6 separate regions of the Homo sapiens genome follow, and all the other regions are linked to region 1. Evidence: chromatin loops called from intact Hi-C (ENCODE). Cell type or tissue: HepG2. All regions are shown on one strand. Region 1 holds the start of LINC01747 (long intergenic non-protein coding RNA 1747). Region 2 holds the start of LOC105372563 (a long non-coding RNA gene). Region 3 has its middle 52 kb from the start of LINC01427. Region 4 has its middle 89 kb from the start of LINC00261. Region 5 overlaps LOC105372562 (a long non-coding RNA gene). Region 6 has its middle 100 kb from the start of LINC01427.

The links. Peaks named below come from ENCODE experiments on the same cell type or tissue, not always from the same donor. Only the 100,000 strongest peaks of a DNase experiment are listed, where the experiment ranks them.
Region 2: it touches region 1 in a loop (6-fold over the local background); 2 of 110 quality-filtered maps call a loop at or near these places.
Region 3: a loop joins it to region 1, with 16 times the contacts of the local background. A loop is called at or near these places in 104 of 110 quality-filtered maps.
Region 4: a loop joins it to region 1, with 11 times the contacts of the local background. A loop is called at or near these places in 4 of 110 quality-filtered maps.
Region 5: it touches region 1 in a loop (15-fold over the local background); 25 of 110 quality-filtered maps call a loop at or near these places.
Region 6: a loop joins it to region 1, with 11 times the contacts of the local background. A loop is called at or near these places in 9 of 110 quality-filtered maps.

The regions. Positions count from the first base shown.
Region 1 is chr20:22,681,809-22,686,808 of GRCh38, forward strand. It overlaps LINC01747 (long intergenic non-protein coding RNA 1747), which reads right to left and starts at 3,536. Exons shown (of 3, transcript NR_146527.1): 1 at 3,308-3,536; 2 at 2,937-3,096. LOC124904963 (a long non-coding RNA gene) reads left to right here and starts at 3,625. Exons shown (of 2, transcript XR_007067729.1): 1 at 3,625-4,079. RefSeq lists an enhancer at 2,687-3,886. In HepG2, CTCF peaks have their summits at 2,376 (motif pointing left) and 3,526; DNase peaks (open chromatin) are centred at 2,383 and 4,483; H3K27me3 peaks cover 29 bases.
Region 2 is chr20:22,470,272-22,475,271 of GRCh38, forward strand. It overlaps LOC105372563 (a long non-coding RNA gene), which reads right to left and starts at 1,267. Exons shown (of 3, transcript XR_001754711.1): 1 at 1,109-1,267. In HepG2, a CTCF peak has its summit at 2,277; DNase peaks (open chromatin) are centred at 410, 1,350 and 2,280; H3K27me3 peaks cover 688 bases.
Region 3 is chr20:22,332,215-22,337,214 of GRCh38, forward strand. No RefSeq gene overlaps it. Among named protein-coding and RNA genes, the nearest start is that of LINC01427, 52 kb to the left of the region's middle. RefSeq lists an enhancer at 1,957-2,251. In HepG2, a CTCF peak has its summit at 2,132 (motif pointing right); a DNase peak (open chromatin) is centred at 2,137; H3K27me3 peaks cover 1,402 bases.
Region 4 is chr20:22,487,516-22,492,515 of GRCh38, forward strand. No RefSeq gene overlaps it. Among named protein-coding and RNA genes, the nearest start is that of LINC00261, 89 kb to the right of the region's middle. In HepG2, CTCF peaks have their summits at 2,870 (motif pointing right) and 3,334; DNase peaks (open chromatin) are centred at 2,406, 2,866 and 3,496; H3K4me3 peaks cover 1,995 bases.
Region 5 is chr20:22,451,521-22,456,520 of GRCh38, forward strand. LOC105372562 (a long non-coding RNA gene) reads right to left here. Exons shown (of 4, transcript XR_937337.3): 3 at 1,731-1,968. Among named protein-coding and RNA genes, the nearest start is that of LINC00261, 120 kb to the right of the region's middle. RefSeq lists an enhancer at 4,483-5,000. In HepG2, a CTCF peak has its summit at 1,942 (motif pointing right); DNase peaks (open chromatin) are centred at 1,081 and 1,941; H3K27me3 peaks cover 2,315 bases.
Region 6 is chr20:22,384,043-22,389,042 of GRCh38, forward strand. No RefSeq gene overlaps it. Among named protein-coding and RNA genes, the nearest start is that of LINC01427, 100 kb to the left of the region's middle. In HepG2, a CTCF peak has its summit at 2,155 (motif pointing right); DNase peaks (open chromatin) are centred at 1,159 and 2,139; H3K27me3 peaks cover 2,091 bases.

The sequences.
Region 1 (5,000 bases):
ATACTACCCTTTTTCTGAGCCAATAGCTTTCTCAGGCTGTATATGTGCCACCTTGCAACTGGCCTCTTGCAACACAGAGAATATGAAAGAAAATTTTTATCATTCTCTGGTAGTCTTTTGCTTTCTGGAGTACTCTGTTCTGTAATGCACAATTAGAAGTGATTTCTCCATCAACATAATGAAACTGTAGTTAAAATGAGTTCACTATTTTCAGGAAAATTACTGAAAATGATGATGATGATGTCACCAAAGCTGGTCCATCAGGAAAGCATGCAGCCAAGACATCTTTCTACTATTCAACATGGACAATTTAGTTTCACCCAAAACGCCATCTATCATGTTAAACTAATGCTGATAATTTGAATTTGTTGGTTTTATAGGGTTTAATAAGTGTGCAAAGTTGTATGTTGCTCTTGGTTAAGAGCTACATTCACTAGGTGATTCTTCCTGGAGTTGTACAGGTTTATGAGATATGTTGATAATTCCCTGATGTCTTTTTCCTTACAAGCAGTTGATACTTTCTCAGGTTTGGTGAGGACCCATGTAGAATTACAAGAGAGAATCCACCTGTGGCTACCCACTGCTGAGTCTTAACACTGCAATTGGCTGGATTGGGGCAATTCATACAACTTGTCACAGAAGCAGAACCAGGATTCTTCCCTAGCAGTAAATAGACAGGGACCGTGTGGGGCACCAGAAGCAGCTATGCAGGCACTCTAGACAGACCTTCCCATCTCTGCACAGGGCAAAGTCGGTCCCAGCCAGCAGCTGCCTCCCCGGGCATGCACCAGCACATGCAGTGCAAGCTTCTGCAGGTTGACTTAGTGTGATGTGAGAAAGTATCATTCACATGTTTCATGTCGTGTACTTTCAGAGTTGGGCAGAGAAACCGTGTCCCCTGTGTGGACTGCCTGCAGGCTCTCTGGGACAGACCCAGAGGTAAAAAGCCAGCACATTCCCCGTGTGCCTGCCTAGGCTCTGTTTCCCAGACACTCATTAGAGCCTGACACATTCTGACATATTCCACTTAGAAACACCTTATCAATAAAAACCAAATGCTTTTCGTCTTTGGCCACTTAGGAATCCCACACTGGGGACACAGTCCACGTTTAGTGGGCAATGCTTTTGGCCAGATGAGGCGCAACTAAAACTTCAGTACAAGTTTGGGGTAAAGTGCTGCATTAATTCAGGGACTGGCAAACTGTGGCCAGGAGGCCAAATCTAGGCCACTGCCTGCCTTTAATAAATAAAGGTTTATTGGTACACAGCCACTCCCATTTGTTTTCATTTTGTCCATTACTGCTTTTGTGCTACAATGACAGAGTTGAGTAGTTATGACAGAGACCATATGGCCTGCAGAGCCTAAACTATTTATTCTCTGGCCTTTTACAGAAAAAGTTTGCCAACCCCTGCATAGGAATAAAAGGAAAATAGCCCCTTTCAAGGAACCCCTGGAAGGGTCCGGACACAATGCCGGCTCATGGTTGTTTTCCATTCCTGCTCTGACTCCCAGGCTGCAATGCAGTCAAAGCCCTTTGAGCTCCCCTTGCTAAATAACTTTAACCTTTGTGAAACAAGCAGCCATCCTTCTTTTGCAGAAGGAATGACAACGATCATTTTTCCTTGCAGGTTATGGGGTGGTTAGCCATGTGGGCAATGGGTCTAGACAGCCAGGTTTGAATCCCTCCTCACCTTTTGAGCCCTCTGTGCCTTGGTTTACCTTTATGTAAGATGAGGATAAGAAAAGCGTGTGTCCTCTAAGGCTTTTATGAAAATGAAATGAGATACTAAGAACAAAGTGTTTGTTTTAACTTGGACTGCCTCATCCTACACGATCAATAGAGACAGGGATTCTGGAGTTAGAGGATATCTTGAGAGGGCATCATCACTGCTGTCTTTCTGAGGAGTAAACTGAGGTCCAGTGAGGAAAAGTGACTCTGCTCCCACCCTCCATAGATATTGAGGCAGGTTTAGGAGGCAGAGGCTCCAATGGTAACGGCTGCTAATATTTTTTGAGCTCCTCTGGGTGAAGGGCCTGGGCTCCACACTTGACTTGTCATGTCTCATTGAGCGTTCGTGGCTGCCCTGTGAAATAAGCATTTTGTTTACCCCGACTTTACAGACAGGGAAGAAGCGATGGTGCTGGAACTCACATCTGCCCAAGGTGAGCTTGCAGGAGCTCACGGCCAAGCCCTGGCTGCCTCTCCACGCAGCGGCACTCATGAACACACTTGGGAGCAATACAACATTTTGGGTTCCAGGGATAGAAGGGGTCAGGGGAATTCAACTAGAAAATGCCTCAAACACCAAATTCTCCATCTGGGTAAAACTGGAACCTTTCTGGCTACCCCTCTTCTCCTGTGTACAGCATTGCAATGGGTCCATCTAGTGGTCAAAGGCAAGAATGTCCACCGGTCGGGCCTCTGAAAAGCAACTGAGCCAACAAGCCCTCCCATCTCGGCCAATCTCAGCAGGCCAAGGGACAGGCAGCCTGGCCAGACGTCGGCCTTAAGGAGGACCTGGCAAGGGACGTGTCCATGGATGTGCAAAGGAAGGGGGACACTGGCAGTGGCCACCTCTCCCTCCTCATCTTTTCAGAGCCCTGTACCCCAGTTCCACAGGAAGCAACATTGCCCCTCAGAGGACATTTTACAGTGTCTGGGGACATTTCTGGTTGTCACAACTGGGGGATCTTTCTGGTGTCTAGTGGGTAGAGGCCAGGAATGCTTCTTACCACTCTACAGTGATAGGGCAGCCCCCCCACGGCAAAGAGTGAGCCTCAAATGCCAACAGCGCCACACAGCACTGGAAACCCTGAGGTGTCCTCCTTCCAAATGGAACCGGGCAGGCCTGGGGATTCCACGAGGCTGTGCGTGCTCAGAACCCTTGCATGTGCATTCCTGCCTAGACCGCTCTCCCCATCCCCACTCTCTTACCTCATCCTCTTCCTTCACCTCTCAGCCCACTTGTCTCCTGTTCGGGGGAGCTCATCTGCTCATGTCTGCCTCTTTGTCTGGGTTTTATCTCTCCACATGCAGGCCTGAGACAAGGATTTGGAGGCAAGCAGTTTATTTGAGAGAGGATTCCAGGAAGCATCTGTAAGAGAGTGAGGAAGAGGGACCGGAAGTGTGGGGGTGGAAGCATTGAAGGGTGAGTTGATGGGCAGCCATTGCTGTGAGCAGCCGAGGTGTGGTCTCTGAAGGAGGGGGGCGGGGGCATGAGGACTCAGAACTGTCCCCTCCAGGAGAATGAAGCCAAAGTGTTTATCCTTCAGCTCCCTGGCTGTTCCTGCACACTAGCCACTTACATTGCAGCTACCTGTGCACTGATAAAGGAACTGATGTCTGTCCGGTCTGCACACATCTCTCCATTGTGAAGGGCATTCAAGTTTGCCCTCTCTCACCCTGGTCCTCAGAAGCTAATGGGTCACTTTCCCAAATTGAAGCTCCAGAGACCAGGAACAGAGGACTGGTATAGTTGATGAGTCTACACAACAGGAGGCTGGCCCCACCTAGTGCAAGGATTTGGGAATTGTGACATCACCCTGGAGGCAATGCTAGCTCCCCCATGATCCACGGCCACATTGTTAGGGCTATGGAAACCTGACGGTTTGAGGGCAGACCACCAAGAGAATTGTTACATCACATCCCCAGCTAGACCAGGCTTAGTTTGCTTAGTAAGAAAGGCAATATTTTTGTTGAATTTCACATTTTCTACCAAGTAACGAATTAACCTTTTTGAAATCGCAGAGGAGATCACAGCAGGAAATGAAGCCATATCCTGTACACGCTGGCTACCACATATGAACCATCAGAGAGATGGAGGGCAATGTCTGGAAGAAGGACGGGAAGAGGGAATATAAGAACATTCAGTATTAATGGATTCCAAACTCCGTGTGATAACCAGCCGGTCCTGGACCAGTTTATCATCGCAGTGTGGACTGATTCTCTTTTGCAGGAAGTTAGTTTTGACTTCACCAGCTGGATTGGAGGGCACCTGTGGCATACCTTGTCCTATTGCTGTGGGGGACTTCGTCCAGCTTTTAGACATGCAAGACTAAATGTGAATACCATCTATACGTAAGTGGCTGAGAAAATGCTGTGGAGAAGCTTACAGCTCTCCATCATCAGCGATATAAGCACACTTTGATTAATCAGGTGAACTGCATACAATCAGGTAGTCTTGCTGAGGATGAAGAACTTTATATGGATTTGGGGTAATAGGACTAAAGTCCTTAGCATCACTTGTTTGGATTTTTCTCGTTTCATGAGTAGTTGATAATTCAGCAAAGGTTTCTTAAGCACCTAATCTGACCATTGCACAGAGGGCTAACTGCGGGGAATACAGCAGAAATGACATCTAAATGGCACATAGGGTACCACTCCCCAGCTGTGCCCATGCGCTGCAGCGAAGGGAACTACATTTCCCGGGAGGCCTTGCGCTCTCGCTTCCTGGTAGATTCAGCCAATGGGAGGCACTGGCCGGAGATTGGCTGCTGGGAGGAGGAGAGAAGCCTGGATGTGCCAGCCTCTTCTTCCTGTTTCTCATGGCTTCATCCATGATTTTAGCTCCAGCACAAGGCAGTCTCTCTCTGTGCTCCCATTGTGCCTGGCTGGGAGGGCACAGAGACCTTGGGCTCAGAGAGCCCCACATGCATTCTCCTTTTGCCCCCCTGGCCTAGGGGTGAGATCAGTTTCCTGGTGTTGCTCATATCTGGATTTTGTCTCTACTTCTTGTTTGACTCCTCAACTCTTCATTCACCTGTGCCACAAACCCCCATATTAAGTTCTCTCTGCTTGAAATACCTAGTGTAGTTTCCGGGATTTTGGACATCTTGCCTACTCCTTCAAACATATTTCATATCCCTTTCCCTCCTGCATGAGGCGTCCCACTCCCTGGCATCCTTCTTGATGTTCTTTTTTTTTTTTTTTTGAGACAGAGTCTCACTCTGTCGCCCAGGCTGGAGTGCAGTGGTGCCATCTCGGTTCACTGCAAGCTCC
Region 2 (5,000 bases), 210 kb before region 1:
ATATTTGTTCCTTTTTTTCTCTGAATTCAGATCCTGGTCGTCTTTCCCTAAATTTCCTTTTTTCTTTTGTCGTGGTTATATAGAATTGAATATTTATAATGAAATAGACCTGCTGACTGGGTCACAGTGATAAAAGATGCTGAATGCTTCTGGTTCCAAGTAGTTGCAGTTGATGAATGAATCCCAGGTCCTAGCAACTGTGCTTAAAGGGATACACCTGCTTACAGGTGGTTAAGGGGAGATCTATTTCTATACATGGGACTGCCATAAATCAGAAGGAGATCAAAACATTTAAAGCCAACCAAGCAGGCAACATTTTTTGAGTAATTGAGGCTTGTTTTAGAAAACAAAAAATGTCTGTGTTAGTCCTTGTCTGTCAAACATTATTCTCTGTTTGATTAAGCTATACAAACAGCAGGACTCTGATGTAAGCAAGATTTTTTCTTTTTGTATGCTGTACATAAATGTCTTTAATCTTTTGAGTTAGGAATTTATTGGTGGAGTCTTCATGAGTAAATCCAGCAAATCTCTGAAATAATTTTCCCTCCAAAAGGAAATAGAGCAGGGAGGAGGCAGAGAAGGGTCAGTGAAACTCAACCCAAAAACAAAACAAAACACATTTTCCTGGAACAACAAAGTAGGTAAGAGTCCAGCTGACTTTTAGCCAGCTTAAGTCTGGGGTCTGGGTGAATGTGCCTTGGGTCAGGTGACGATAAAGGGACTTCAGACCAACTTACCAGCTGCAAATGAAAGTTCTTTCTTGGGATTTCAACAATAAACCAAACAAACCCACAGCACCATCCCCAAGTCTGCTATTCCAACTCCAGGAAAAGATTCCACACAGAAGGTCTGCAGAAGACAGTTGGACCTGGAATGGTTCTTCTTATTTTAACAAAAAGAGTGAAATGTGGATGCTTAAAATACACAAAAGGTTTGAATCTTGACTCCTGTGAGTCTTGACATTTGCATTTTATTCTGGGAATTTTCAAAGGATAACTGTGAGTCGTTAATCAAAGGACTTTTAGACATTGGGTGCATTTGTTTGCCATGGCTGTGTAACAAATTCTACAAACTGGGTGGGTTAAAGCACGAAAATTTTATGTCTCACAGTTTCAGAGGCTGAAGTCTGAGATGTAGGTGTTGCAGGGTGGGTTCCTTCTAAGAACCCACTCCATGCCTCCCCCCAGCTTCTGGTGTTTTGCTGGCAATCTCGGACTTTCCTGGGCTTGTAGACCCATCAGCCCGGCCTCTGCCCACGGTTGCACATGGCGTCCTCCCTGCATGTTGTCACCTTGGAGTGGGCCTACCCTATTCCATTATGACATCATCTTAAGTAAACACATCTGCAACGACATAAGGTCCTCTTTCCACATAAGGTCACATTCTGAGGTACCAGGGTTATGCCTTCAACATTTAGAAGTGGAGTGGGGCACAGTTCAGCCCACAACCATGGGTGTGGTAGTGTGTTTGTATGTGTGCGCAGCCACCCTCACCCTTTCTCCACCCCGCCTCCTCAGAGATGCCACACCCACTTCTCAGACTCCACTCTTCTCTCCCAGGAAGCCTGCTAGCACCCAGCCCGCCCCACCCCACAGACAAACACACACACCAGATACACACCACACACACACATCTCCACCACAGCACACCCGTGCACACATGCATCACACTACACACACATCACTAATACTACACACACAACCTGCACAACACATGCACACCACACTACCACATACATACCATACACACCACCACACACACATACACCACCACACACATACCATATACACCACCACACACACCACCACACACATGCAGAAACACATACCAAGCTCCCTTCTATGTGTTTTCGTAGTGTTTTAATTATAGCTCTATTGTAAGTCACCAAATTAAACGTTTATTATAGTTATTTATATTTCCTGCCAACTTCTTCTAATTTGGTCATTTAAGCAGCTGCTATGTCTGGTTAATTTTTGTTTCCCACAAACAAATCGGTGTCACATGCACAGTAGTCTCAATGAACATTAGGTGAATTAAACCGATTACAATGAAATGAGCGTTAATCTAACAGGCACAGAAAAGAGAATGAGTAACTGCACGGCAGTGGGAGCGTCAAGGCCAGGTTGGGGGTGGTGAGCTGCGCGTTTTCTCCCAAACTCCATGATGACAGTGGCTCGGCACCTCACCCCCTGTGCATAGGGATTGTAGTGTAAGCCTAGCTTCAGAGCCATTGCAGCAGGATGTAAGGTCCCCTCTGATGACAGCATTAAAGGACCCTGACCCGTAGGGGGAGTTCACCCACACTGAGGAGAGGCCGGGGCCACACTGCTAAGGGCCAGGCAAGACAGACCAAGGACTTGAATTCCACAGGAAGGGCACGGGGAACCACTACACGTCTTCCCGCGAGCTGAGGTACAATATGACTGAAGCTGCACTTTAATAATGGACCATTAGGCAAATTTATGTGCAAAAATCTCCACATTTTGCAAACAAGGCAGGTATGCGTTGTCTGGTTCATCGGAAATTCCATGCACAACTTGATGCGCTCACAAATTCGCAATTCAGAATTAATTGGTTTTAGGCCATGCATTTAGGTCAGATCACCCAGACATTCCATTTCATGTGGTGAAAAGAAATTAAGTCAATTTTCCCCCCGCCAGACCCTCGGCTCTCATCTCGCAGGCCTGGCGTGCGTCCCTCTGCTCGCACGGGGAGGAAGACAACCTTTAAAGGCATTCTCATTATTTCTCAGGGAGATGTCATTAAGTACTGTAAACATGTCCTGAATGAGTCCGTGTCACAAAGACGGCAAAGTGTTTATAGAATAAAAACCTATAAGCACCAAAATGAGATAAAATGGGGGAGGGGGAGAGAAAGAGGGAAAGAGAGATTTTTTTTAAAAAAAAAAAGGAAAAGGAAATGTCTTCCTGACCAAGTTCAGCTAAGGTGTGGACTATGTGGTAAATTTGCCCTAATGAGCTTTAACTACAAAAGAAAGCAGGGATGGAACCTACCTGGTCCATGGGCCCAACTCTCTGTTCCCAGGACCCTGGCAGACATCACTGACTCATCACGCCCATCTCCCTTCTGAATTCACCCCAACTGCCCCTGTGAATTCACACCTGGCAGACATCACTAATCAATCACACTCATCGCCTTCTCTAAAGTCACAGCTGGAAGACATCACTAATCAGTCATGCCCATCTCCCCTCTGAATTTGCCCCAACTTCCTCTAAAAATTCACACCTGGAAGACATCACTAGTCAATCTCACTCATCTTCTCTAAAGTCACAACTAGCAGACATCATTAATCAATCATGCCCATCTCTCCCTCTGAATTCACACCTGGCCTCAGAATTCTTGCAAGGAAGCAGTCTAATCAGCCATTCTAAGTTGCAGTTCAAACTGATGGATATTTCTGTTGAGGGGAGGCTCCAGGTGTTTCTTTCCTAAGCCTATGCTACTGCACTATAACAAGAAGAATTATTGCCCAAGAATAAATGAACACACTGTCTTACTTGAACATTTTCCTATTTGTTAGTTTACTTTGCATTGTTGTTTACAATCAAGTTCAGGAGAAAGACACTCAGAAGTCTGCATTGATTTTAATCCCCCGGAGCCTGACAATGTGTGAGCACACAGGCTGGAGATGTCTGGAATACCTGGTGCATGGAATTAAAGTTCATCAGTGTGTTCCTTTCCAAAGAGGAATGATAGCATTAAGGCTCTCCTTTGGGGCTCTGCCCTTGGCCACCAGAAGCCTTTGCCCTCCTCATGCAGATGGCAGAAGTGCCTGAAAGTTTATACCCCACCTGGGGCAAGCCATAGACAGTGATTGGCAGTGTGGGGTATGAAAGCACAGCCACCTTGCTTGCAGTGGGACAAGTACCTTACATACCAGAGTCCCTGCAGGGTCAGGCTGAAGGTCCCCTCTGCATGACTTTGAGATAACACCTCTCTTGGCTTCCTCCCTTCCTGGCCTGGTTTTTCCCCTTCCTCATCGACTTCCCCTGGGAATACATTCTTAATACTTGATCACTTGTACGGGCACCCTTGTCTTGAGTACAGAAAGAGCTGTGGGTAATCAGCTCTTATAAGGCAAAGTGTACACCTGACCTGTGTTCTGTCACTCTAAGTTGTGCCAGAGCTGCTCCTGAAACTCCTCTTGCCCTCTTTCCCAGGATATGCCTGGCTGTGTCTGTACCATGGAGAACAAGAGGCTGGAACAGCAGGAGCCCATCTGCTGAGTTCTACAAAGGTCTTCACATGGAGATAATGCACAGTGTCTGTTGCACAAATAAGTAGCTACCAGGAGACTTCAGGCCGGGAAGTCCTAGAAATAATATTGTCCCCAAAATCAACTGAAACAAAACCATTAAAAACTATCAAAATCTACCCAGTAGGAAGTATAAGAAGAAACTAAACGGGACTACAAATGTCTTTTCAGGATTTCTGGAAAAGTCTTACAGGTATACAAATATTAACTGAAGAAGCTGAGAAATCACAGATAAATGAAAAATGATACCACCACTCAGGAATTATGGCTAACACTCAGGAATACTGCTATTTTGGTATTCTACATATAAGAATGTATATGTAGACTTCTGTGAATATGTATGCAAATTTAACCACAAAAAAATTACAGTAGACTTTTTTGTAATCTGCTTTCATTTAATCATAAATGCTAACCACAGAGTTAGCATTTGCTATGCTATTAAGCAATTCACAAAGTAGTTTTACTTATTTTATTTATTGTATTTCACAGGTACAGTGATTTGTTTTGTTTTTAAATAAACAGGCAGAACTTCTGCACCGAGATGAATATTAATTCCTTCACAGCAATAACCTCAGGGGCCTATTCTCTAGTCAAACAGAGTAAGTGTTATCAAAAACAGCCTTTGCTTGTGAAATTTGAAGTCTGTGATGCTTCTAAAAGATACTCAAAATGATGAGGCTCTTCATTTGTTTAAAACAGTTTAAAGTCACTCAAAGCCAACTGT
Region 3 (5,000 bases), 350 kb before region 1:
CCAGATCTGGAAATACCTATGGATATAATGTGGACCCTTTGTCCTTGGAGCTTTCTGAGCCACATGTTGGAGTTTCATCTCCAGAGAATCAAAACCAAGCTTCTGGGCCCAGGGTGGCAGAGTCAGTCACAGGAGTCGTCTTCCCCAGTGCAGAGCAGTTGGGGGTCCATCCATGCCAAGGCGCCCAAAATGCCTCAGGGAATTGTTGGTGCTTTGCCTTCCCAGACCCAGAGCTTTGATTAAATTTAGAGATCACAAAATCGTTTAAAAAAAAAACTTCCATTTTCCTTCCATTTCAACCCATCCTGAACAGTGAATCTGCCAGAACTCACTGCTGGACAGCCTCCTGGCTGGTTTTCTATCACCTCCAGGACAGGGTCTGAGCTCTCGGCTGTGGCCCACCGCTTTCCTCTGTGCCAGCCCTCCATTTTTGCTTGTTACCATACACTCCTACATTTCCAAACACTGGTGCCCGCCAGCCTGATCTATTGATTGTTTCCCACATTACTATTGCTCCAGAATCCAGTGCCTTTGCTCACACCACTTCCCGGGATTTAGAAGACTTCACTCTCCAGGCAGCATTTCTCAGTCCCTTCTCATCCCATGCCTCCAGCTCCACCACACATCCTGCTCTGGAGAAGGCTTCCTGATGCAAATCCCCCTAACTCACCTCAGGGCCTTTGCAGTAGCTCTGCTGTTCAGTATTCCTGCTCTTTCTCATAACCTGCTTCTTTTAAAGTTCCAGCCTCAACCCCCCGTTCCAGTGACACTGTCACATCACCCCATTTTACTTTCTTCCAGTGCACATCACGATTTGAAATCATCTTGAAGTTGTGTCCACTTGTGTGTTGTTGGTTTTGCCCTACATAAATGTAGACTATGTGGTATCCAGTGCTTTCTCTGCCTTGCTCACCTCTCTATCCCGGCACCTGGCACAGTGCGAGCACAAAGTAGATTCTCCGTTAGTATTAACGCATGAATACATGAGTGCAAGTATTTGTGGCCAAAGTCAGCCAAATATAATTCCTGTCCTCCGTGTCGTGGCATCCTGGGTGGATAGACCAGCCCACTACAAGCCTCTGCTCAGTCTGGACTAACATCTGCTTGTTCATCATCTCCTCAGGTGAGTCCTCTCGCTTTACCAATTGGAGGGTCGTATCTTTCAGAGATAGGACGTAGACATCTGGCTTCACTAGGGCATAGCAGGTGCTCAGGAAATAGGCAAGGCTAATACAAGAACCCTTCCCGTGGCCCAAGAGGCCAAACTCTGGTTTGTGAGGTAAAGGACAACCACTGTCTTTGCCCACTGTGAGGATGGACTGTTTTGAAAACAAAAGAGCTGCCATATTTGCAAAAACATTTAGTTACAACACTTTTACACTAACCTGCATAAGAAATCATATTCTAGGTCACAAATCAGAAAACTAGGACACACAGGCCAGATCAAGCCAGCCACCTCTTTCCTGATGGCCTGGAAACTCAAATGGTGCTTTTGAATGGTTACATTTGAAATGGTTATATAAGTACCTAGATAATATTCTGGAATTTTCCCTCTTGACCTACCAGCCGAAAATATTTACTCTCTGTATTTTGCCAACACCTGATTGATTTAGAGTATTGAATTATCTTCCAAAAATCTTACAAAACAGCAAAAGCTGTTTAATGCTGTTGTTCAGAAGATCAAATGTGCACTGGATGAAGTGAGCATGTGCAGAACTTATTTTCAACTCTAGAGAGATTGCTACGTTCTAGGAAAAGGTCTGCTCAAGGAACAGATCATCTACTCCACGATGCAAACAGGTTGGTCACGGTGAGAACGCAGGTGCGCCAGTCAGAACGCGGCCAGTGGGGAATGTCGGACTGTGCGAGGAATCGGCTGCAGAAGAGCATATTCAATCCTACACGAATGTGTGGCTGAAAATGCCAATTTCACCTAGGTTCAGCCCATTTTTTTTCACCCGTCAGTGTTAACTCTGATTCCGTGAGGTCTGGCTTTTAAGAATGGCAATCCTTTCCATCACAGCACAGTGCATGTTTCTCCTGATGGCTCAGGAGACACCCTCAGACACAGACGGGACCTTTTTCCTTAAGATGAGGGTGCGCTGCAGAGCGGTTATACCTATGCGTGTCCACGTGGGGGCTCCATAGAACAACATCTGTGTTAGAGCCCACTTCAAAACCAACCCACAGCCTCTCAATTGCCAGCTTACACCAAATATAATAAATGTCTGCCCAAATCTGTAATTTCTGTAAATACAATAATAAACGTGATCTGATATTTTGTTATTGAGATAAAAGAGATTTTCAGGTGAGATTCTTCTAGCCAGAAAAGCCAGTCTAGGAGTTAGATTTAAATGTTATTTCCATTCAGGTTGGGGAATTCAGAGGACCGGCTTGAAGTCAGTCCCCTGCCTGCCCTGGAGAATCAGCTGGGGGCCAGGGGACCACCACCTTGCTTCCTCTGGAAGAAGCACACTGTTAGAGTGCATCGGTCACCAGGCATTTCATGCCACACTAGGGCTGTCAGGAGTCCAATATCTAAACCAAGTGATGCCTGATCTGAAATAAGAGAACACTCTGAGTGGTCCTAATTTCACCAGAAGTACCATGTCAATGGTTATAAGTAAACTATTCATGTCGTCGGTGGCCTGGAAAACATTTAGAAACCTTCATGACCTTAATTCTTCTTAGCTCTTTACCATTTTTATAGACTTTCACTTGCAAATCTCATCTTATCTCATAAAATATACATGCGATGATATTTAAATTAAAGGAATTTATCACAATTAAATGACTAATTTCATATCTGGCCCAATACTTACTGTTCCTTTGCTATCTTTCAGAGGCTTGAGTTAGTTTACTTTAAAAGACTGTGTGGGGCCAGGCGCAGTGGCTCACACATGTAATCCCAGTACTTTGGGAGGCCAAGGCAGGCGAATTACTTGAGGTTGGGAGTTCGAGACCAGCCTGGCCAACATAGTGAAACCCTGTCTCTACTAAAAATACAAAAATTAGCTGGGCGTGGTGGTGGGCACCTGTAATCCCAGGTACTCTGGAGGCTGAGGCAGGAGAATCCCTTGAACCCGGGAGATGGAGGTTGCAGTGAGCCCAACCTGGGCAATACAGCGAGACTCAGTCTCAAAAAAAAAAAAAAAAAAAAAAAGACCACGTGCTCTCCTTCCAACAGCACAGTCTTTTTGAAATATCTGAAGCATGACCATGTGATGTAAGCAGACATCACTGAGCTGTTTCCAGACATCAATTTTTTGGTATTGAGCCTCAACAAACCTTTCTCTCATCCACCTGGTGCTGAGAAGTTATCCAAGAGCTAAGACAGAGCTCTCATTGGGGTCCTTGTGCACTTTTCAGAAATGAAAACAGATCTCAGAAAAGTCCATTCCAACCATATTCTGCTATCAATGGTATGTCTGTCCTGTCATGGTCTTATATTTCTCCCTCCAGTCTGAACAAATGTTACCAGTTTCAGAGTTTTTAGAATTCTTACCAGATAATAATTTCTCCAGCCCTCTGGGTTTAGAAAACAATACTTGAGGTAAGCTGTTTCTGATCTCCTGCTAATCTCAGATAATTGCTTTTGGGTTTCATGGGGAATCTGAAATTCTCTATGCCAGATTCACTGAATGGGTCTATGGGAAAGGGGCTTTTGGGAGACTTTTCACCTCTACTAACAAATCTGTCTTTAGCAGAGGTTCTATTGCAAAAGTGTCCTTTCTACCAACTGCCAGCTTGTTGTAAGAATCAAATACTACTAATAGGAACTCTAGATATTCTTAATCAAGTCCCCAGCTTCCTCCCTCCCTCCCTGCCTCTCTCTGTCCCTCCCTTCCTCCCTCCTTTCATTTTTTCTTTCCTTCCTTCTTTTTTTCTGTTTCCCTGACTTTGCTTCCTCTTTCTCTCTCTTTCTCCTTTGTCCTTCCTCCCTGTATTTTTTTCTTCCTTTATTTATTTATTTCTTAATTTTTACTTCTTAAATTGTTTAATAACCTTCTGGGAAACCCCCAGAACCTGGCTGTCAAGTACAGCTCTCTTGTTGGGTGGGTTTGAGTGGGAAAAGATATTTCTGAGCTTGACCTTGCAGTTCCTAGGAGAGAATATCAGGATTATGTTGGTCCCGCTGAGACTGCGGAACCTCAGGTAAAGTCTCCAGATGCTCTGCCAGTTTCCATTGAATTCTCTGACTTTCAACTTGGTAGTTAGTTCTTAGAGCTTACATTAAACTTAGACGTCACAACCTCAAGCCAAGAGTTCTGGGGGCCAGGCCTTTCTGACAAGTTGTGAATAAGCTGTACTTTCTGGAATAAGGACAGAGGCACCAGAACTCTAATGCACAAAGCTCATTGTAGAAAAGGCTACACATCCTAGGCCCACACGACCTTGTTTGGAAGTGCAAACCCAGCTACTCCACAGGCTGTAGCATTCTCTTGGACATGGATGGGTACACATTCTGGAATGGTTCCTCAAACCTCCATTTTACAAAACTAAAGCTACCATCAAGGGTTCTATTGGCCAAGTCGTGTAAATTGTTCCTGGAGGCTTTGCTTTCTGGGGAAATTCAGATCCATCACTGCCCCTATCTTTGGGCTTCAGAATGTTTCCACCTATTTGAATCTATTCCCATCTGTGTGCTCACTGCCTGGACAGTGTGGAGGTTTGGGGGACTGTGTGTCTCCAGGTTGGCTATAAGTTAACCTAGAATTTAATTTGGGTCTTTGGATGTCTCTTTAGAGTAAAACTTCGTGGATAATTATGAAAGTCAAAGATCCTTGAAATGCCTGCTCTTCCTTTGCAGCCTGGTTGGTTAGATAGACTCCAAAGGAGAAAATTAATTTTGAGGAATAACAACCAAAACTTAGAATGTGACTTTGCTCTTCTAATCCTTATAGAAAATATGTAAGATGTGGACTATTACTGATCCCCACTTGACAGAGAAGAAACTAAACCTTGGAGAGGTTTGGCAAATTTCCCAAGGTCATGAACCT
Region 4 (5,000 bases), 190 kb before region 1:
CATAAGCACAGGATGTGTCCTTGATTTCAATTAGCTCTTCACTGGTTTCTTTGACCAGCATTGTGTAGGCAGCAGCATAAACGTCCTTTACATGTTTTTTTACATTTATACCTAAGCATTTCTCTTTTTTTGAGCAATTGTAAATTATATTATATATTAATTTTGGTGTCCATGTGTTCATTGCTAGTATGGAAAAATACAATTAACCTTTTTATATTTATCTTGTATTCTGCATTGTTGAACTCACTTATTAGTTCTAAGAGATTTCCTACAGATTCCTTCAGATTTTTTATATAGACAAACATGTCATCCACAAATAAACGCAGTTTTCTTTCTCTCTTTCTCATATGTATGTCTTTTATTTACTTTTCTTGGCTTGTTGCATTGGCTAGAAGCTCTGGCAGAATGTTGAATAAGAGTGGTGAAAGTGGACATTCTTTCCTTGTTCCCAATCTTAGGAAAAGTGTTCAGTATTTCTCAATTAAGTAATCCTAGGTGTAGGTTTCTGTAAGTGGTCTTTGTCAAGTTAAGGATGTCATCTTTTCCTATTTTTCTGAGAGCTTTTATCATTAATGGGCACTGAATTCTGTCAAGTAGCTTTTCTCTGTAGATTGATATAATCACGTGATTTTTCTTCTTCAATCTATTAGTATGGTGAACTGCATTGATTAACATTCAATATTAAACCTGCCTTCTATCCTGGGAATAAAACCCATTTGGTAGTGGTGTATAATTCTTTCTATCTATCACTGCATTTTATTTGCTAATATATTGTTAAGGATTTTTTGTTTACATTCATGAAGGTCTATAATTTTATTTTTGAACTGCCCTTGTCTGGTTTTGGTATCAAGGTAATACTAGTTTCATAAAATAAATTGGAAAGTGTTTTCTCTCTTCTCTATTCTGGAAGACATTGTATAGAATTGGTGTTAATTCTGCTGTACCCATATGGTAGTATTCTCCATTGAAACCATCTGGGATTGGAGACTTCTCTTTTGGGGAGTTATTAAATTAAAATTTCAATTTCCTTCATTGTTATAAAAGTATTCAAATTTTCTGTTTCATATTGGGTAAATTACGTTTTTTTTTTTTCAAGAAATTTGCCCATTTCATTTAAGTTGTCAAACTTATGTGTGTAGAGTTGTTTATAGTATTTCCTTTCTATCCTTTGCTGTCTGGAAGGTCTGTAGTGATTTCTCCTGCTTCACTCCTGAGATGGTATTTTGTGTCTTCTCTCCTTTTCTTTGTCAGTCTTGCTAGTGGTGTGTCAGTTTTATTAATCTTTTTAAAGAATCAACTCTTTTTTTCATTGATTTTCTTTATTGCTTTCTGCTTTCACTTTCATTCAGTACTGACTGTATTTTTATTAATTTATCCCTTCTTCTTGCCTTGGACTTATTTGCTCTTCTTTTTCTAGGTTCTTGAGGTAGGAGCTTATATTATTGAGCTGAGAATTGTTTTTCTAATGTGTGCACTTAGTACTATGAATGATAAATGTCTGTCTCTCTTAGCACCACGTTAGCTGTGTACCACAAACATTGATGTATATTTTCATTTTTATTCAGTTCAATTTTTTTTTAACTTGGAGCTTCCTCTTTGACCTATGTGTTATTTAGAAGTGTATTGTCTAGTTTTCAAGTATTTGAAGATTTTCCTCTTATCTTTCTGTTATTAATTTCTATTTTTATTACATTGCAGTCAGAGAACACACTCTCTATGATTTCAATTCTTATAATTTTTTGAGATTTGTTTTATTGCCCGGGATATGGCCAAAATTGGTATTGATTGATGGTGTTCACCTTTTCTCTTTTTCTTGGTCAATCTAGTTAAAGGTTTGTCAGTATGTTGATTTTCACAGAACTAACTTATGGTTTTGATAAACAACATAAAGATGTTGGAGAGCAAGGAGGCATTGGAAATAAACCAAAAGCTGAGTTTTCATTTTGGCCACATGCTCTTCATAATTGTTTATTTTTGGTTTGAAATAAATAAATAAACAAATAAATAAAGGGTTTTTATGTATGATGCTTGTGCTCTAAGTAATTCGGGCAAGAGTGACACCACTGCCTGCCTATCAGCACTTGCAAAGAAAAACCAATTACTGTCAGCCCCCTTCAAAAAAATGTATCTGCTAAAATTGCTTGATGACATGGAAATCCACACTGAGGTGCTTATACCCAGGGGCAACCAAGTCTCCCCTGCAGCTGGGGCCTATAACCATATTTCCTTCATTTCACAAAAATCAAAAGTTTAGGAACCACGAGGAAGGAGCAAGAATAAACACCACTACAAACCTCAAACCAACAGCGCTGAGAGATTACAGCAGCCTCACCCTGCCATTTGGGGCTAGAGACTGCTCACATTTATTCTGTGGTCAGCGTCCATTGGAAAGCAACGCAGCACACACCACGGCTGTGTTTGAGCTGATATTCACTAACACTGAACTAACTGCATTCCAATCCAAAGACTTCGCAAGTGCCCTCTTTCTTAACTGGGAATCTGGCAGAATGTTATATTTAAATATCAAACGTTGTTAATCATGTCAGCGGTACTTTAGTTTGGATAAAATGTCTTTCCTATTGTAGCTAATTGCTTGAATATCTGCAGACTGATATACTCTTTGTAGACATTTATGCTGTCCTCTTTTTATAACTTTATTTCATTTTCTCTTCATTTCTGGTGTTGACTCAAAGGGCCTTTATCACCTCATGCTGATAATCTGTGCTTTATGGCCGCTGGTGTGATTGGGAGCAGTTGAAGCCGCGTGCAATAATACACACATATAAATATTTGAACAGGAAAAAGAAGGTCTGTCTGATGTAGACCAAGGAAGAAATGCATTTAAACAAATAATGCCACTAGAGGGACCTTGACTCTGAACCACGAATAGGCAGGGTCAGACTTGGAAGGGCACCCTCTCATTGCCCGGCTTGTACGGGTGGGCGCTAGTGCCACGGCCCATTTTAAAAAGCAGGTTCTTCCAGGCCCCATGGCACAGGGAGCCGAGCTGGGTCCATGCCAGCAGGCTTATGACGTCATTGTTGTAGCTTGCTTATTTGGTCAGGATCACTAAAATAATTCCCTTTGAGAAGAATAAATTTGCTCTTGCAGAAAGTTAAAGACCTGAGAGGTTTTAATTAGTTTACCCTGCCCTCGCCTTTGGTCGCCAAACGTTATTGCAGAGTTCAAAGAACATGATGTTGTGTGTCTCCCTTTCCCATTTTTGCGTGGGGGCCTTTTCCCCCTTTTTAGCACCTCCTGTGAATAGTTGAAAATGAGTGGCAAAATGACATTCGACTTAGAAAGTAAGAGCACCAGGAAGCAAAACTGGAGGCAAACACAGCAGCTAATTTCACCAGGCATAGCTGGTGCTGTCCGCGGTTGTCCCTGACAGCGCGGCCGACACAGAACCACCTGTGTTTGCTCACTAGCTTTCCCCAATCTGCGAGAAAATGGCCCGGGCCGGTCACATGGCAGCCAGATAGGCCAGGCACCATGGGAATACAAAAGCCGGAGCTTTTAGCAGAGTTAATCATTAATGCGCCTTTTCTTTGTCCCATTCAGGAGTGCTGACAGGGCTTTGATAGCCTGTATTTGCCATCAGCCGGCTGCAGTCCTAGCCAGGTACTAATGAGACCCCTGGCTCCAGGCTCCCTGGCAGAGCCCAGAGCCCAGCCTGGACCCAGGTGCTGCCATCAACCTGAAGCCTGCCTGCCCCCTGAGCTCCCTCCTGCTGCCCGCTGTGCCCCCACTCCTTAGGCCTTGTTCTGGTTGATCACCCACCTGCCTGGAATCCTGCACGTTTCTGCAAAGCATCTGCCTGAGTTCAGCGAAGCAAGGCTAGGAAATGTGTGATTATAAAGCCCATAATCCTCTCTTCCCCTGTGTCATCCTTCCCCCAGCTAGGAAAAAAAAAAAAAAAATTAGAAAGCTAAGCTGAATTTTTTTTTTGTTTGTTTGGATGTGTACCAAGGATGGATTGTTTTGCCCTAACATCAGTGGGGTGTTTTCTTTCCAAAACTTAGCTTAGAGAGTCACCCACGGGTATATTCTAATATTTCCACTCAGCAAGTAAAATGCAGGTGTCCCTGACAGCAATTTTTTTAAATAGAAAACCTCACCTTAACATCCTTAATGGTAAGTAGCTTGTGTGTCAACATGACTGGAGCTAGGGTGAATGAGAACCACATTAAAACCTTCCAGCTACCAGTTCTTTTTTTTTTTTCTTTTTTCTTTTGTGATGGAGTCTTGCTCTGTCGCCCAGGCTGGAGTGCAGTGGTGCGATCTCGGCTCACTGCAACCTCCGCCTCCTGGGTTCAAGCAATTCTCCTGCCTCAGCCTCCTGAGTAGCTGGGACTGCAGGCGCATGCCACCACTCCTGGCTAATTTTTGTATTATTAGTAGAGATGGGGTTTCACCACATTGGCCAGGCTGGTCTTGAACTCCTGACCTTGTGATCTGCCCACATTGGTCTCCCAAATTCGGTTCTTTTATTTGAAATCACCACCCTCCCAAGAACGAGATATCCCAACCTTCTGATTTTATGCTTGGCCTCCAGCGTGCTCAAAATGTTCTTCAGATTTGTGCTACCATCTTACCACTAGCCTTCTCAAAAACATAAACCACAAATGCACCATTGTCCTTTAAGAGTAGTTGAAAACAAGCAAATCAGCATCTTTGAAACCTGGCTTAATAAAGAATAGAGATTTTAAAGTTTGAGGGAATTAAAGAGCAGAGATTTTTTTCTAGGAACTGTACACATGAAAATTTTGCTGATGGCTGCTGATGATATATAAAGGCATTGCCAGTAAACGTATTACACTAAATGCATGGTACTGCCAATGGTTCTCATATCTCCCTTTCTCCAGCGTCAAAATACCTTTAAAGATCATATCCAATTGATCTTTACAACATCTAGGGCATATTGGATGATGTCAAATTGTATTGCTATCTTTTTTTTTTTTTTTAGCAAATGAGGAAGCAAAAGTTGACTTGGAAGT
Region 5 (5,000 bases), 230 kb before region 1:
TTGAAGGAGAGATTCAAAAATCCAGAATTGGTGAAGGGCTAAGAAATTGTCCAACTTTACAATGGAAATGGAAAGATCTGGCAGATGAAATCTTAGGGTTTTACTTGATAAGTAAAAAGAGAAACCAATCATGAGAATTGTCAGAAGGCTAGGAAGAAGCAAATGTTGCCATATCGTTCAAAGAATTATTAGGCTACATTCTGGAAATGATGAGAAAATTTGTAGTTGATCCCTAAGAAAATTCAAGAATAAAATTTCAATCATATGACTTCAGAGCTCTTAGAAAGGAATGAGCATCAGGAGTCAAAATAAGTTCACAACAAACAAACCCTTCCACATAGTTGTTGATGTTGGTTTTCATTGTGTTACCAAAGAGGGGGGATCAGGATCAGGCAATAGATCCACTGGGTATATTTCTGGGAAACATGGACAACAACCAGGAAAAAGAGAATTGTTCCAGGTACCTCTAAATCAGAAACGTTTATTGCCAAAGTAAAATGAAGATGAATTCCTCGCTGTGTTCAGTCATGTTTGGTAATCCATCTGCTTTATATTCAGGTTTTTATTCTGGGTTTTCTTTGAGCATGGGTGGACAAATCTATGTATAAAGCATTTCCTGCAAATTAGGCCATGCACAGTAAAAAGTTAACTTGTGACTTTCTAGACAAATGCCATTTCATATCATTACTCCTATTGATATTTATGCTATCCTTTCTAGCATATGAACAATAAGTTACTATCATTTTCTAGACAAATTAAAGCTTTAGTGACTTGTAGAAAAGCGATTGGGTTTGGAATTCGCTAAGCGATAATCATTCCATCGCCCTAGACTAGTAATGCTGGGCGAATGAAGTTAAAACTCCATGATGAACATGGAGAAAAGCACCCATCCTTTTGGAAGAGTTTTAGCTTGGCAAGGAAACTGGCAAGTTTTGCTTTAATGTAGATAGTGGTACCTGCATTCTCAACCAGAGCTCCATTCCAACATGGCCCCGGAGAAGCTCTGTACAGCGGAGCCCTCACATCATCTGCACTATATGTACACTTGGTCAGGCTGTGTAAACTTTGACATGTGGGTGTCAATCTTTCTCATATTTGCAGATGGCTTTATCAGAGCGTGATTAGTTTCCAGAACAAATTTGAGCAAAAGAAAACATTACCTACAGTATGTAAGCCAACAGACCAGCTAGTTTTCAGATTTGTCTATTTACATGGGCACTAGATGTTTTGCTAAGGCTCTCTAACACTGATGGTAATTGAACAGTGCCAGTGTGTTAGTGGAAGCTGATGAGTTGTAAAGGTTTTATAAACAACTAGGGTGGATTTGGCCACAGCCTTTCTAGTAATGTTTGTTAATCTCCCTGAGCAAGTGTGCACCTAACACAATGTAAATACTCCAGAATTTGGAGGTGTCAATAGTGTAACTTTTACTGTTTGTAAAATCATTCTTTGATATCATCAGTAAGTTTACTGAATGTCCCATGGCCAAATATAATAAAACCTTAAGTAAGCGCTTACAGAGAAATAAGGGAAAACATGTGTTTTATTTTTACCCCGCTGCATGTTTGTTAAAGGATCACCGTAGACTGATAAATAGAGTCATGACTGTGCCTGTGTGTAGATTTCCATCTGGATTTCAGTTAAGGCTAGTTTTACTCTATGCTGAGGAGGAAAAGTATCTTTACAATTATTAGATGGCTAGTTTACCTATTTCACTGAGAAAGACTTACCTTAGAACTTTCAGGGAAAATCTTTACTGATCTCAAATTATCAGCAAATTCAAAATTTCTTTAAGATTAATTTCAAGTAGAATTGAGGGTGTGGGTGTAGCTGGTAAAATCTGTGTTCAGAAATTCTTGTGCACACACCTGTTTTTGGGTGTGGCTGTGCTTTCCAATGATGTCAAATCCCATTATTCCTCAGCTCCCTTGTTAACCGCTAGAGGGCGGATCCATTTCCAAGGGTTTCCTGGGCAAGAGGGAAAATCCTTCTGAACATCAAAAGAAAAATAGTTAAAAGTTTTCTGTTTTTTTTCTCTTTTTCCCTTTTTTTTTCTGTGAAGAGTCTCATCCCCACCCACCCCCTGCATTGTTGATGTCTGTGAAAACTTTGGGAATATGCAGTGTCCTAGTGCATCTGATAAGACTACAGCCCCGGAGGTTAACAAGCAGCCCCTCTGGCTGCAGTATTGATGCAGAGGAAATGAAATGGCGGTGACATTTTAAAGAGGAATTTGTGAACCACAGATATGAGCATGGCTAGCGCAGCATAGTGGCACATAAAATCAATACAAATAACCCGAACCTTAATACCTTGATCCAGGGAAGAGACTAGCTTTATCAGACGCCAGGCGGGGAGCGGCCGGTGGGCCACCTGCGCTGGGTGTGCTATTGACCTACTCTGGAGAGGCGTTAAGCCAACCACAATTAGGAGGATTTCTTTTTTAGAGATGCCTTTTGCTAGAGAGAATTTTCTGGGGAAATGTGTGTCATAATAAAAATAATCTTTGAAACACCTCCTTGCAGCAAACTTGATCATACCACATTGTCATTGTCAAAACTAAGACACTATATTTTTTCTCCAAATTTTACAAATTGTCTCTGCTTTATATACACACACACACATACACACACACACATATGTATCTGTGAAAATCGTCTGAAGATGTACTGCCTTCCCCTTCTATAGTTTCTAAAGGCTGAGAATAAAACTTCTATTTTGTGAGATTACAATTACTGCTCTTACTGTTCACTGCAAGAGGAAAAAGTCATTTTCTCTTCTTTGTAGCATGAAATTCTTATTGTGCATAACTAAGTTTATGCAGCTAGCTAAAAAATCAATGGGAGCTAAGACCTGGCATTATAAAAGGGTGGGACTCTATTGATTGCAATATTAAATTTTCCCTCTTTGCATAATTTCATTTAAAAAACAGGCTGAAAAAACCTGTGATCAATTTAATTTGGAAAATGTATTTTTGAAGAATATCCTTTCTGTTTTTTGTTTTACTTCTTCTTGAGATGTTATGACAAAGAGCGACTTCATTTTTCAAAACTATGAAAACCCTTAAGCACAGGTAACACTGTTTTAGATTTTATAAGATATGTGGGGTAAACTCAGGAAATAGAGGTTGGGGGGAGGCACAATCTTTCCCATGCACATCTTTTTGGCAATTTTCCTTGTGTGTAGCTCTTGTCAGGTTTTATTTGCAAAGAATTAGAAGGCCATGCAAACACAAGACCTATCAGAGTGTAGATTACTCCTGATGTTGGAGTGGAAAACCAAGTATCCTCTGAAATCAATCTCCTGTTTCCAGATAGATGTATGAGTAACCAAGTGTCCCCCTTGAATAAGAAGCACAGATTTGGCTGAACAGAAATAGGGCAATCTTTCAATAGTGGGAGACTAACTCTCACAAAACAGAAAAAATAGAAAGAATTTATTTTCTTTGTCATATTCAATGCTTGAATGGAAAGCAAGTACCTGCCTTCTCTAGGTCTGTGTGAAGAAGAGGACAAGATGGTGGATTTCTTTCCATTATTAATGATTGACTTTTCAAAAGAGTTACTTCTGTCTTTTAATTCTGTAGGATGAGGGTGTCTGTGCACAAGAGGTGTTTGTTGTGTAGCACTTTGTCTCGATGAACTGTGATGTCATGGAAAACCCAACAGCCTCTCCTGGTCCACACACAGGAGTGTGGCTTGGTCTTAGGGCCAAACACATCCCAGTCTTGGCCTGAATTTCGGTTTCTCCCTGCCCTCACCTGCCTTGGACAAGCCAGGTGCACGAGTCCTAATGCTGAAAGCTCTCAGGAGACAAAACCCCTCCGTTCCGAAAACTTCCAAGTCCTGTGCAAATGCACGTATGAACCCAGGGCTTGAGAAGGTGAAAGCCACAGTGGCGTGGAATTGCATGTGTGAGTGTGTGTACAGAGTAACTCTGTTTGTTTGTAGGTCCTTAGTAGAAGGGTGTCTAATGTTGACTTTTTGAGGCTAATATTGTTTGAATTTTCTATCCTGACTCTAAGCCACCTTACAGAGGGCTCTTTTTCCCATGCTGTTTGTACACTCATTACCTTTTAAAATGTCTTGAAGTAGTAAACAGTTCAACAGTTCTCCCTTCCATCCACCCATTGTCAAGAATAATGGGGGCCAGACTGCCAAGTGCAGCGTTAGATGTTGTCGCCTGCTGCTGGCCCTGGCCATAAATATTTGGAGCTTTGGGGCAATCATTCGTACACACTATGCAGTTCAACAAATCCTTCATGAAAACCCAGTCGGTTACCCTGAGAAAAATGTGTGGCCCAAGACATATTTATCGGGGTGGATTTCTAGTAATGTGATTGACACAAGGCTCTTGTTTTTTTGGTTGATAATTTGTTGTAAAGGAAGTAAGAGATGGTGTAACATACAGGCTTTCTCTGCATGTGTGTGAATGTGTATTTGCATGGGTGTTTCCTTTCACTTGAATTGAACTCCTAAAGACCACACTGTATTTTTCCTTAGTTTGAGCAACAGAGAGAGGGTTGTGACTTTCTTCTCAGGGTAGAAAGAAAATCATTTAATTTTAGCCACTTTATTCCTGGTCTTTGTGTATGAAGAAATGAATCCACATCTCTATTCCTTTGGCTTAGGACAGGGCACGGGGAGGTGGGGTATGCTTGGAAAAGGCCAGGGAACAGGGGGCGTATCCATCTGACTCCTTGACATTCTTCCAGGGAGAATCCTCCTTTGTTCCTTCAGGCAAGTGAGTTAGAGAAGGCTTGTAATTACTACATTGTCACGTTAAATTAAAAGCAATGCCCTCCTGGTGGCCTGTCAGCTTAAGAGGCATCCCTCTCTTTCAGGGCTCTGATGTGGCTCCTGCCAGGCCCTTATTGTGCTGGTGAAAAGGCCAAGTGAGTCTCAGCCTATTCCCATCCAGAGACATTCTGGAGTAGGATCCTGGTACATTTCTGCCTTAGGGTTGTGTGTGAGTCTGTGTGTGTATTTTAAGTTTGAAAG
Region 6 (5,000 bases), 300 kb before region 1:
CTGTTCATTGATTCATTCATTCATTCAGTGGGATTTGAGTGCCAACTGCATACCAGGACTATCTGGATGCTTCACTGAATAGAAACCACCCACTGGACTTATTTTGGGGGAGTTGGTAGGGAAAGGGGAGGATGACAGACCATGAAGACAATACTTGAGTAAATTGCTCTCGGCCCTCCTCTCACCCCAAGGGCCCTCTTGGGTAGGGAGGGGTTGGGAGGTCCTCTCCTTAAGGGAGGGGTCTCTCTCAAGCACCTTCCCCCTGTAGCTAAGCAACCCCCAACTAGACCATGTTACTTAAGGGCCTGGCTCAGGTCACCTGCCCCCTTCCCACAACCCCACTCTCCCCGAAATGCCAACCTCATCACTGTGCTGATTCATTCCAAGCCATCCCCTGAAACCTAAAATCCTTTAAAATGCCTCTACCTCTTTCTTTATTAATCCACCCATTTTTCAGATCACCGAGGTACTTTCTGGATGCAGAAGCAATCGGAGTGTCTGCTGTCTGGCAGCAGCTGGTCTCTAAAATTGTTCAGGTCATCATGTCAGATCTTGAGATCGGGCTGAGAATGCGCTTCCTGGCTGGATGACTTGGGTCTCATTTGACTCTGTCCAGCGAGAGACACAGCTCTACTCTTTCTCCCCACCCCAACCCACCCCTCAGGTGCTCTCTTTCCCATTTCCACTTTCTGGATGTGAGGTCTACCCAGACCCTCCTTTCCCAGGTAGGCGGTGTCCTTGGTTTCGGGGGTATGTGGCCCAAATCCCCTCCCTTGTCCTGCCCCAGTGGGTTACAGGAACTTTCTTGCCCACCCCCCACCCAGATACGAGGGGCGAATGAGTGAGTGTCCAAGTCTAACTCCCATGTGAAACACTTTCTATGGAAAAACTAAACTCCAGTTGGTAATGAGAGGGAGACACCACATTCATTCATTCATTCATTCCAAAAGCATTCACCAAGAACTTTCTGGGTACCAGGTCCAGGCAGCCAGGGATCCTCCTGGCACTGAGAGGCACCAACAGACAGCACAGGACTGGCCCATGGGGTCACCAAGGGAGTGCAGGCTTAGTGGAGGGAGTTCCGTCTTTGCCTGGGGAAAGGAGGCAGTTTACTTAAGGATTAGCTGCCCCCACCTGCATGGAAGGTACCTTCTACTCTTCCACAATGCAGGCTATTCAGGTCTGAAAATAACACCGTGTTTCCGGGCCTGGGCCTTGAGCCCCAGGCTGACCAGAAGCTAACCAGCTTGATCTCACATTAGCAGCTTCAGCTTGTTGGCTCACTGGGCAGTGATAACCATGCCAGGGTCTCTTCCAGCCTAGACAGGCTGATTCTATGAAATAAACAAAAGACATCTGAGATGTTTTTCTCATCTGAGACACGGGCCCCTGGGCAAACTCCCCACTCCTGCCCAGAAACTGAGGCCTTCCAACCCTTTCTCCTGTACTCCAGAGCCCCTGGAGGGAGCCTGGCTGTGCCCTTCAGGGGCATTCTCCACTCCCTGTCCTGGTGAAACCTCAAGAATGAAGCGCTTCCTTTTCTGAGAATAGCCACCACATTATTCCATTCATGACCCCATGCTTGCAGAAACGCCATGGTCCTGGAAGCAGCTAGAATAGCATTGTGGCTTGCCAACAGTCCCATCTGAGGGTCATTTATTGCACTTCTCTGTTTCACTTTCCTTGAATATATGGACAAATGCAATAGTTTGTGAAAACTAAAGGTGAAATTTCATATTGCTTGTATGAAAGCAAAATATCCTGCACGAAATAAACTTTCCAACCCTCTTTTCTCCCTCCCTTTTTCCTCTCTGTGCCCCCAACCCCTCCCGCCTTTTTCTCTGCCCTGTTCTTTCTCCTCGTCTCCCTCTCATCTGGCATGCCTAATCAATGGTACCTAATCACTCCTCTACAGGCTGACAGATGAGAAGTTCACTGTATAGAGATGGGTTTCAGAAAAACTGGCAACATCTGTCCCATTCCTAACTCCACCTGATAACCAGTTGTGTTAGTAACATGGTAGAATTCAATTTTGTGTTTTCTGTTAAAAATTCAAGTGCAGAAATCTGGCTGTCCAGGGACTAGAAGAGCGTACCTATCCTGTCTCCTTTGCGAGTACCACTTGGGTGGTTTTTCTCTCCTCTCCTTTAGATGGCACCAGTTTATTGCAGTGTGGCCACCCAGACACTCCCTTCTGCTACCTCAATTAGTATTCATTGTGCAAAAATAAGAAAATTCCTTCATTACGCTGGTGCCTGGTGGCAATCTGATAACTAAGGCGGTGCATCTGCATTTCCATTATAAACCACATTTCTCACTTAGGGTTGTCGCTCAGCAATAAAAACTTGCTAGCAAGGTCTTAACCCTCGGACATTTAAAAATAAACATTGCATTTAGCTTTTAAAGGGTCTGTCTTTTCCTAATTATATATGTCAAGTCTGAGAATTTTTTTTTCTCCATGTGACCAAAAAAGAATTAGGACTTTATCTAGGTTTTTGGAAATTTCAACAAGGTATCAGTTTGTATTAAAATAAAATGCAAAAAGTGAAAGGTATTTCAATAGAAACCAAAGAGGAATATAATCCTTTTAATTTTGAAATTTATCTTCCCAGAGATGTGAATGATGGATGGTCTATTCTATCACCTTCTACTTTTTGTGTCTCTGGTCAAACCTGCTACAATAAGGCAAAGCTAACATCTGCAACAATTAACCAGAACTTCGTCCACAGTGCATTCCTTTAGGAATCACCTAGATCCTCACTGCATTTGCTTCTCCACTGTTTCAGGAGAAACTCAGTCATAAAGCGAATGCAGAGGTGAGGGCTCCTTGTCGAAGGCCTCAGCCACCCACATTCACAGTAAATGGAATTACCTTCTTCATGGGCCCACTTCAAGACTCCTGTGTTTTTCACAATAGTTCGTATTTCAAGTATTCTGTCCTGTTATCAGGCATTGTATCAAATCATGCATCCTGTTTTTTGATCATAAAAATATCTGGCCTGGAAAATATCTGGTCAGATTGGGTTTCCCAGTCTGGAACTTTTTCACACACGGCTTCTACATGAACCAACCAAAATAAAATCTCAAATCAATGTTGGCTTTCTTTCATCTGTACAGATACTCCTTCTTTTAAAAATAATTTGAGATTGGTAGTTACTTAAATGTTTTCTGTTTAACTCTCTGAATGTCATTAAAATTGGAATTTGTGAATTAACATAAAATAGCAAAGTCGTAGATTTTCATCAATTATAATGCTTCCCTGGTCTATATTCACTTTGTGTGATCAAGCTAAAATGTCTCAGGTACACATTTGAACTGATCCACATAGAAGAGTGACATTTGAATGTTTGTTACTGATCTCTCTCCATCTGCTATTAGCTGCTATTGATGTTAAGTGATACCAGTTTGCTCAACTGAAAGGCAGATTTGGGATTAAAGCATAAACAGGTCACAGTTATAAGAGAAAAGAAATGTTGCGCACCAGAGTTAATTGATTGTTTCTCCCTCTTGGGCAGCTTCTGAAATGTATGCAAATGACTAGAGCCACAGATGAAAGAAAGAAGTGAAAGAGAGAAAGAAAGAGTCACACACACAGGTTTTATGGGTCTGTGCTACTCCCTGAAAGTATATGTGATGCCTTTGAAAGGGTATTCAGAGATGAATCATGAGAATGGGAGTAGAATTACTTGTGTGTGTAACTGACACAAATGTGGAAAACAATTCCTTTCTCTTCCTTGTGTTGGCTTCAGACTGCAATCCCCATTTCCCAACATAAAAAAATAGCTAGATCTTGAAATGCCAATTTAATTGTAAGTCAAGATGGATCACCAGGAAGCCTCAGCTAGGCAGGACTTGCCCAAAGTGAGGTGGGGATAGCGTTGGAGCAGAGTAGCAGAAAGAAATTGTGCAGAGAAAGCAGGGTTGGTAAGGTGTATCACAAAGGAGAGTTGACTCTAGGTTGCAGCACTGCAGTAAATTATGAGGAAGAGGATGGGTGCTGTCACTCACAGCTAAGTCAGTTAGGAAAGTCATGAAAGAGAAAAAATGCACCACTATGGTGGTGCTTGGGGTAACTCCCATTATTCAGTGAAGCGAGTTGGAGCAGAAACTTAGGAGGCCACTGAGGTTTCAGAGTGTAAGTGACTGCAGAAGGATAATTTTCACCCAAAACATCAGCATGGAAAAGTGTAACCACTATTGAAGAGGTTGAGAAACTTATTTTATAACAAAACCATGTCTATAACTAAATGTGTCTGTGCCCTTTTAAGTTGCTTGGGGATGGAACCTGCTGACTAGGAATTATACCCCAATTCACTGTGGAGCAGGGGTCCCAAAGAGTAGCAACAAAAGATCAGGTGAGGCTGGGTGCGGTGGCTCACGCCTGTAATCCCAGCACTTTGGGAGGCTAAGGCGGGAGGATTGCTTGAGCCCAGGAGTTTGAAAACAGCCTGAGCAACATGGCAAGACCTTGTCTCTACAAAATTTATTTTAATTAGCCAGGAGTGGTGACATGCACCTGTAGTCCCAGCTACTTGGGAGGCTGAGGTGGGAGGATGGCTTGAGCCCAGAAAGTTGAGACTGCAGCGAGCCGTGTTTGTGCCACTGCATTCCAGCCTAGGTGACAGAGGGAGATCCTGTCTCAAAAAATTTAAAAAAAGGTCATGTGGGTCTCTAAGCCAGAGATGCACCTGACCTCCTCCTCTGCCAGACACACTCCTATTCACCTTTCAAGATCCAAGTCCAATATCACCTTACACCTGTTTGGATGGCTATTATCAAACAATGAAAGAGATATTAAATGTTGGCAACAGTGTGGGGAAAGGGAACCCTTGTACACTGTTGGTCAGACTGTAAATTGGTGCAGCCATTCTTAAAAACAGTATGGAGTTCCCTAAAGACATTAAAAATAGATCTACCCTATGGCCTAAATATCTATCTTCTGGGTACATGCCCGAAGGAAATGAAATCATCACCTTTAAAGATATATGCACTTCTCTGTT